Linked DNA regions of Mus musculus: region 1 is linked to region 2. A link is a loop called in an ENCODE intact Hi-C map of the cell type or tissue named here. Cell type or tissue: heart. All regions are shown on one strand. Region 1 overlaps Ubxn7 (UBX domain protein 7). Region 2 overlaps Zdhhc19 (zinc finger, DHHC domain containing 19).

Evidence for each region. Hi-C counts contacts between places; a loop is a spot of excess contacts. Peaks named below come from ENCODE experiments on the same cell type or tissue, not always from the same donor. Only the 100,000 strongest peaks of a DNase experiment are listed, where the experiment ranks them.
Region 1: it touches region 2 in a loop (8-fold over the local background); 4 of 42 quality-filtered maps call a loop at or near these places.

What each region holds. Positions count from the first base shown.
Region 1 is chr16:32,369,562-32,373,561 of GRCm38, reverse strand. It overlaps Ubxn7 (UBX domain protein 7), which reads right to left. Exons shown (of 11, transcript NM_177633.4): 6 at 1,022-1,168. Among named protein-coding and RNA genes, the nearest start is that of Tm4sf19, 29 kb to the left of the region's middle. In heart, a CTCF peak has its summit at 2,017 (motif pointing left); no DNase peak of the experiment used is centred here.
Region 2 is chr16:32,497,695-32,501,694 of GRCm38, reverse strand. It overlaps Zdhhc19 (zinc finger, DHHC domain containing 19), which reads right to left. Exons shown (of 9, transcript NM_199309.2): 3 at 3,999-4,000; 4 at 3,244-3,383; 5 at 2,548-2,720; 6 at 1,969-2,074. Among named protein-coding and RNA genes, the nearest start is that of Zdhhc19, 3.4 kb to the right of the region's middle. In heart, no CTCF peak of the experiment used is centred here; a DNase peak (open chromatin) is centred at 1,824; H3K4me3 peaks cover 486 bases; H3K27ac peaks cover 1,246 bases; H3K27me3 peaks cover 776 bases.

The DNA of each region.
Region 1 (4,000 bases), 130 kb after region 2:
GTTCATTGTGTAGGCAGGTTTTGAGGTCTCCTAGTGCTCAGGCTCCACACAGTACAGGGGTGGGGGGTAGGGGGTGGAGGGGCGTCTTCTGGCTGAAGATCAGGATATAGAACTCTCAGCTCCTCTGCAGCACCACGTCTGCCTGCACACTGCCATGCTTCCCGCCATGATGATAATAGACTGAACCTTTGAAACTGTAAGCCAGTCCCAATTAAATGTTTGCCTTTGGGGCAGTGGTGGTACCCACCTTTAATCCCAGCACTTGGGAGGCAGAGGCAGGCAGATTTCTGAGTTCAAGGTCAGCCTGGTCTACAGAGTGAGTTCCAGGACAGCCAGGGCTACACAGAGAAACCCTGTCTCCAAAACAAAACAAAAACAAAAAAAAAGTTTGCCTTTATAAGAGTGGCCTTGGTTATGGTGTCTCATCATAGAATAAAACCCAAACTATGACAGGTAGGCTACCTGTTTTAACTAGATAATTTATACAAAAAGCTATTATAGCTGGAATACTTAGGAATACTATGTTAAGAACAAACAGTAAAAGAGTAAAAAACACAGGCTAGAAAACATATCTTAATATTTCCCGAGCGCCCTAAGATCTTTTACACACAGCCAGTGGCCTTATATAGCTATTAAATAGATAAAATAGTCTAATTTAAGGTGGCATGTGCTATAAGCATGAAATACATACCTTACTTTGAGAATTTAACACACACAGTTAAACAGAAACATAATGCCACTAAAATGTTAATGTTCTATCATACATTGACTTAAAACATATGATTAAAGTTAATTTCCCTTTTCCCTTGAATTTTTTTCAGATGGTACTTCTAGAGAAATGTCAACTGTGTGGCTTAAACTATGTTTCTACTGAGCTGTGGAGCTGTAGATAGTCTTGTCAAGGTGCTCCTGAAGTATGATTGAACTCACTTTTTCCAGTTTATAGCCCCATTCTGCCTCTACAACATCCTATACTATAAAAACAAATACTAAGAAAGCTTTAATTAACTGTTGTTCTCACCTGCCAGAAAATGAAATGTTCCCGGATAATATTCTTCACAGCTTCATTGCTCCATACATCACGGTTGAGGCACTGGCATGCAAAGTCTTGTACATTTTGAATGTTTATCATCAGCCACTTATTCTGCATCTGGCCACACTCTTTGGCCTGTAAGAGTAAAATTTCCATATAGACACTTAGCACACTTTTAAAAATGACACTGAGGACTCATCAGTTCTCTGTGCAGAGCACAGTGGTTAATACATAAATTCACAATTGGCCAAAGTGAGGAGACAAGCATCAGTGGCGTGCTCAGGCACACATGGGACATCTAGAGTACTGTCCCTCCTAGCGCTAGGCTTAGGGACCATCATGAAAGAGAGAGTTAAAGTTTTAAGAGCCAGACATTGGAGAGGACCAGACTACAACATTTATCTTCCGGACCATGACAGGACAACATTCTAGCCTGGGGTATGAAGGAAAAGATATGAGTCCCCAACTGAGGAGCTACTGACAGATGATGGCTGCTGGGGCAGGGAGAACCAATTCTATCATCCCTGGTAGAGTGACCATGCTCCAGTGGATGTCCTCTGGACCATCAGGGTAAGAATAGCACATACTGGACTTGATGGTTGTTGACAAGGCAGAGACAGGGGCTACAAAAGTTAAGAGGAATGCCCAGGTTGAGTGTGAATCTGTGTGTTAGAGAAATAGGGGATAAATATGATAAAAATATATTGTAACAAATTCTAAGAGGGTACACACCTTAAACGCACTGTGTAGGCAGAGACATGTAATACATACTGAGTTCCAGGGCTACAAAGAGAAACCTTGTCTCACATCCTGCTGTCTCCCCCAAAAGAAATTATCAATGATTAGTAAGGATAGTTTTAAAAATATCTAGAGGCTGGGCTGCAGTCTAGAAGTTAAAAAGTAGTTGATGCTCTCATGGAGAAATGGAATTTGGTTCCTACAACCTATGTCCAATAGCTCACAGCTCAAGGAAATCTGATGCCCTCTGCTGGCCCCCGGGGCAACTTCTATTGCATGTTTATTTATACACACATATGCAAGTAAATAATACAACTTTTAAAATGATATCTAGAATTTTTGGTATTATACAGTACGATTTTACACGTTTAATTCTTGTGGTGGCTGTCAACTTGACTGGTTTAGGAGAAATACAGGACTGGTGAAACGTTCCTGTCTCTTTGCTGTACTTCAGAAAGCACAGATCTGTGGCACATGAGTAGGAAAAAAAGGCCCACTCTGAAGTTAGCCAGCACCAGCCACTAGATGGATGGGAATTGGAGGAAGAAGTGTATATATGTCCATAAGCCCATTTCTTTCTCCATGTACACATGTGGTCATTGGATCATTAGACTCCAGCTCCCTAGTAAGCCTTCAGCACCAGAGTGGAATAGCTGAGACATAGCTTCTTGGATTGAGCAGCTGCTGTGTTCTGTTTCTCTAGTATACAGATAGCTATTGTTGAACCACCAACTTTTACCATTAAGCTAACCTAAGAAGTCGTCACACACCCCCTCCCAGCCAATAACATGCACGATAGTCTAATGACTCTGCCCCTTTAGAAACTTCAGTTAGTACATAAAGCAGAGAAGAGAATCTAAGAATCTTGGCTTCTAGCTAGCTGCTTGTGCCCCACCTATGAAACTGTGCTGCCCATTTTCTGCAATAGTCTTCCCCCTCAACAAACCTTCCCTAGAAATGTCAAATATATTGAAGGTATAATAGTTTTAATTTTTATCAAGTTTGTTTGTTTTTAAAGATTTATATGTTTGAGTGTATATATGTACGTGCCTCCTGGCTTTGGGGACCAGAAGGAAGCATCATATCCCTTGGGACTGCAGTTAAAAGCCACCATGTGGGTGCTGGGAACTGAACCTGGGTCTTCTGCAAGAGCAACAAATAATCTTAATTGCTAAGCCATATCTCTAGCCCTTGTTGTTTTCTTGATGACAGATATTCTCACTATGGTGATACAATCAACTACACCTGCCCTTTTTGGGGTTATCTTTTTGTGTACTGTATAAAGACTGTTTTTTATTATACAAATGCTAATTTCTGGCTACATCATATTTTATAAATACCCCCTATATCATCCTCTGATTGGTTTAATAAAATGCTGATAGCCTATAGCAAAGAAGGAGAGAATAGGTGGGACTTCCAGCAGACAGGAACTATGGGAGTCAGACACAGAGGAAGAAGCACACAGGGACTAAAAGACAGGTAACTAATGAGCCATGTGGCAGAACACAGATTAACATATATGGGTTAATTTAAGTTATAACAGCTAGTTGGAAAGAGGCCTACACAAAAACCTTAAGCATTAATAATTAATAAATATAAGTCTTCCTGTCTTTATTCAGAGGTGGAGGACACAGAAAACCCCTAACAGTTACAAGTCCCAGGAAGTTTTCCTCTGCCTTTAGGAAAGCTAAAGCCAGGAAGACCAGGGGAGAATGTATTCTGCAATTAGATACACATACATGTACTTCCAACATTCCCATTACAGGTCTGAAACAACAAATAGCAAATATGCACAAATTTAATGCACTGCCACACTGAGACCAAACTTTTATAATGTCAGGCATGACAGCAAAACTAGTACAAATTCTTTTTCCTTCTTCATAATTTCATACATAATCCATTCTTCATTTATTGCCAGTTGAAATAGAAGTCAGTGTAACCCTTAAGTATATTATGCAGAAATAGTTAAGATACCAATTTTTTATATAAATGATTTTTTTTTCTCCTAGAAAATAAGACACAAGGTGCCGGGCAGTGGTGGCGCATGCCTTTAATCCCAGCACTTGGGAGGCAGAGGCAGGTAGATTTCTGAGTCCAAGGCCAGCCTGGTCTACAGAGTGAGTTCCAAGACAGTCAGGAATACATAGAGAAACCCTGTCTCGAAAAACCAAAACCAAAACAAACAAAGACACAAGTTAAATAGAGGACACAGAGACAGGCCAATCTCTG
Region 2 (4,000 bases):
ATAAAGCAACACTAAGCAAGACAGTACAGGGTGGGCAGAAGTACACTATTGAGAAATTAACCATGTCTGTCTGGCCAGTTCTGCTTTTAATGAATATGCAAAGACACCACAATGCAGGAAGAAATCCTTGCCAACAAGTGGAGCAGGTATGCAAACAGCAAATCTTGGGGACTGGAGCGGCAGCCCAGTCTCCTGACAGCACTGTCTGCTCTGGCAAGCGGACTTGGGTTCAGTTCCCAGAACTCATATGGAGGCTCACAACTGAAACTCCAGATGCAGAGGATCTGGCAGCCTCTTTTGGACTCCACAGGCACCCAGCACGTATGTGGTACACAGAGATACATCTGGGCAAACTCTTGTACACATAAAAATAACTTAAAAAAAACCAAAAAACAAAAGCAAGCCTTTACCACATACAGAATTTAGCCCCAAAGAATTCATCAGTCTAAAGGTACAAGCTAAATCGACAGAATCTCAGTAGAAAAACACATGACTAGAATTTTGTGATCTTGGATTAGCAAAGATTTCTGAGTGACAACATCAGATGCACATGATCCATTTCTGTGATGCACACTCACAAGCACACACACCACACACACCATGCTCATGCACACTCAGACAGGTACACCATCACAATAAAAAACTCTGCTGTGTGAAACAAAACACGATGGAAAGAAAACAAAATAACAAGCTATGGATTTCAAGAAAATATTTTTAAAACACATACCTGAACCCAGAATACAATGAAACGCAGCTGCCACGTGACCCAGCAATGCCACTCCTAAGAACTTTCCCGACAGGGAAGCTTGCTTTCTGGACACCAGTGTTTGGATTGAGTTCATTTTCTAATTACTCCAAACTAGAAATGATGTAAAAACCCTTCAGTTGGTGCACAGATAATCTGTAGAGCATCCTACAATACAACGCAATGCTACACAACAATAAAGAGGAATAAACTGATGAGAACAGAGTGGGCGAAGCTCAAGTGTGTTGTAGTAAGCAAGCCAAGGCAGACACGGAAGGCAATGACTTCATTTATGTGGGATTCTGAAAGATTTAAAACAAACAAACCCAAAACAACAACAACAAAAGCCCTAAGGGTAGAAAACAAATCAACCATTACTGGGGGCTGTAATAAGAAAACAAATCCACTACAAAGAGGCCATGAAAAACACTTCTAGACTAAAAATACTATTTTCAGATACACCTCCAATGACTCCGGGCTTTCTACTGCCCAGGGTTTCTATGTCCCACGCTTGATTTTACTGGCTGCTTTAATGTGACCATCTGGAAGGGGTCTGCTCAATTGCCAGCTTGAATCAGAGCTGTTCCCTCACTCTCTTAACAACCTTCTTTCAAGCTGGACTTGAAGTCATTAACTCCAGCAGTCAGCAAGATCGAAGATCAAGGTTTGCCTGAGACTGTCTCAATTTTAAAAGGGGGTGGGGGTGGGGAGGGAAGAGAGGCTTGGGATACAGCTGAGAGGTAGAGCATTTGCCTAGCATTTTCCAGACCCTGGGTTCGGTTCCCAGTCCTGGAAGGGGAAATGTTCTAGCTCCTTGGTTCTTTTTGCAAAGCTGGCAAGCTCTGTCTTCTGTCCCTTTGAAATCACTCCAGGACGCAGAATGGTGTGTCAGGCCTGCTTAACTCCTAGCTCCTTCTCTTGGTCTAAACTAAACAGCCCTAGACTGATCTCTCTTGGTGTGGTCCACGGTGTTAGCAGGTTAAATGCAGGATGTAGCTTTCCCAGATACCCAGACACACACAGCCTAGCACACAGTCGTGCACCCCGGACGGAGAGCGACCGCTGGGATCCAGCAGGTGGCGCTGTGGTCCGAGCTGCTACTTAGAAGATGAGTACTGAAGGCCTGACCCTCAGGGGACAAAGGCAATGGAAAATCAGATCCTGAGGGCTCAGGATGCTTCCCATAGCGGAACGTCTGGATGCCCACGCTCCGCCCCACATACCTTGCTCTCGTAGGAGCTCTCCGCCCTGCTCACAGATAGGGCCTGGATCAGCAGCAGCAGGAAGAGCGGAATCAAAAAGCCCGCAGCGGGCACAGCCACCAGGATGCTCGCCAGCTAAGGAGCCACGCCCAGTGCAGCCCATCTTCCCCTTCCCACCATTACTCCCCCCAACCCTATACCACTACGATGTTGCTCTGCTTTGTCCCTTTTAGGCTTTCGTTATTCTATGGCCTTACTAGGTTCTAATTTTTTGTTTTTTTTTTTTTTTTTTCGAGACAGGGTTTCTCAGTGTAGCCCTGGCTGTCCTGGTACTCACTCTGTAGACCAGGCTGGCCTCGAACTCAGAAATCTGCCTGCCTCTGCCTCCCAGCGCCTACCAAGTGCTGGGATTAAAGGCGTGCGTCACCTCTGCCCAGCCTGGTTTTTTTTTTAAACTTCGTCCATTTCCCCACTTTCATTGGCCCACACTGAACCTCTGAAGTGGCTTCTGCTAGCTTCATCCATCACTGGCTCCACCCTCTGAGACCTCATCTCTCACCTGCCTGAGCCCCTCCCCCCTGCTCGCGCATAAGTAGATACGCCATCCCCTTGTCCAGGGAGAAGGGCAGATGCCTTGTGCGAAATAGGAATGTCAGGCAGGTGACCAGCAGGGCTCCCGAGTAGAGACAGAGTGACAGGACCAGCAGCATGAAGAGGCGGAAGTTGCGGTGACCGATGCAGTTATTGACCCACTTGCAATGGTGGTCGAAGTCCTGTTACAGGGTGAGGGAAAGGCCTCCGGGATCCGTCCTTCCTCCCAGCTTCCATTAGCTCAGACAACTCAGCCCTTTTGGTCGCTTACTCTAACCTTTCCCCAGCAGCTTCCCTCCACACATCTGTAAGCTGGTCCGCCAGTACATGTGAGACAAGCTTACACAAACTGACACCCTCCCAACCTCAATAACCAAAGGAGGACAGGAAAAGTCCCCAGATCCGGCCTACAGCCAAATGAAGGGTATAGATAGCCCGTGGCAGAAAACCAGGAGACAGGTTTGGGACTGTCATCCCTGCCCACTCCCCCAGGACCAGAACACGTGAAAGTGCCCACAGTGACATACCACCCTTCCTGAATGGACACAGGCACAACGGCAGTGACCTGTGTGAAGGATCAAGAGCAAATGGACATACAGTCGTCCTTGGCCCTCATCTGTCAGGGAAAACTCTCCCACTGACCCCTGGCCCACATAAGGTTCTGGCCAGGTCTAGGAGACAGGCAGTGAGCGAGGGAATTCTCACCTCCACGCAAATGTTGCACCACGGGCAGTGGTAGGTTCGGGGTGGGCGATGGAAGAGGCACTTGGGGCACCATTCCAGGCGGAAAGCCCTTTGGTTCACTCGAACAACATGCACCGTCATGGGGTCCTCTTTGGTGGAGCCTGACGTGGTAGAGAGTGAGGCAGCTGACCTCTGCTACCCTGGGCAGCCCTAGGCACAGGGGATGTGGGGGAGAGGTAGACAGGGAATCCCTGATCTTACTGAGCAAGCTGACCATCAGGGAGGGGGAGGAGGGAGAGAGAGAAGCACGGTGGGGGTGGGTGGGCGCCGGCATGCTCCAGCCAGCCTTTTGTATAGAACTCTGCCTTTCAAATAGTAGTAGCCCCAGGCAGTGGTGGCACACACCTTTAATCCCAGCACTTGGAAGACAAAGGCAGGTGGATTTCTGAGTTCGAGGCCAGCCTGGTCTACAGAGTGAGTTCCAGGACAGCCAGGGCTACACAGAGAAACCCTGTCTCGAAAAACAAAAAACAAACAAACAAACAAAACCAAACACTAGTAAGTAGCACGTGAAGTTCTGTGTAGTGGAAGAGGGAGTGCCCACTGGTTTCTCTCTCCAGCCTGGACAGCCCGCTCTTCTGAAGCAACTGGAAACCATACAGGATCTTGGAAATGTTGCCATGGGGTAAAGAAGTCCTGATGTGCGAGGTTGGAAGTGGGGTGCCAGCCTTCAGGGTACCAGCTCCTTCCAGGGGGGCTGAGTCCTCCTCCCTCACCT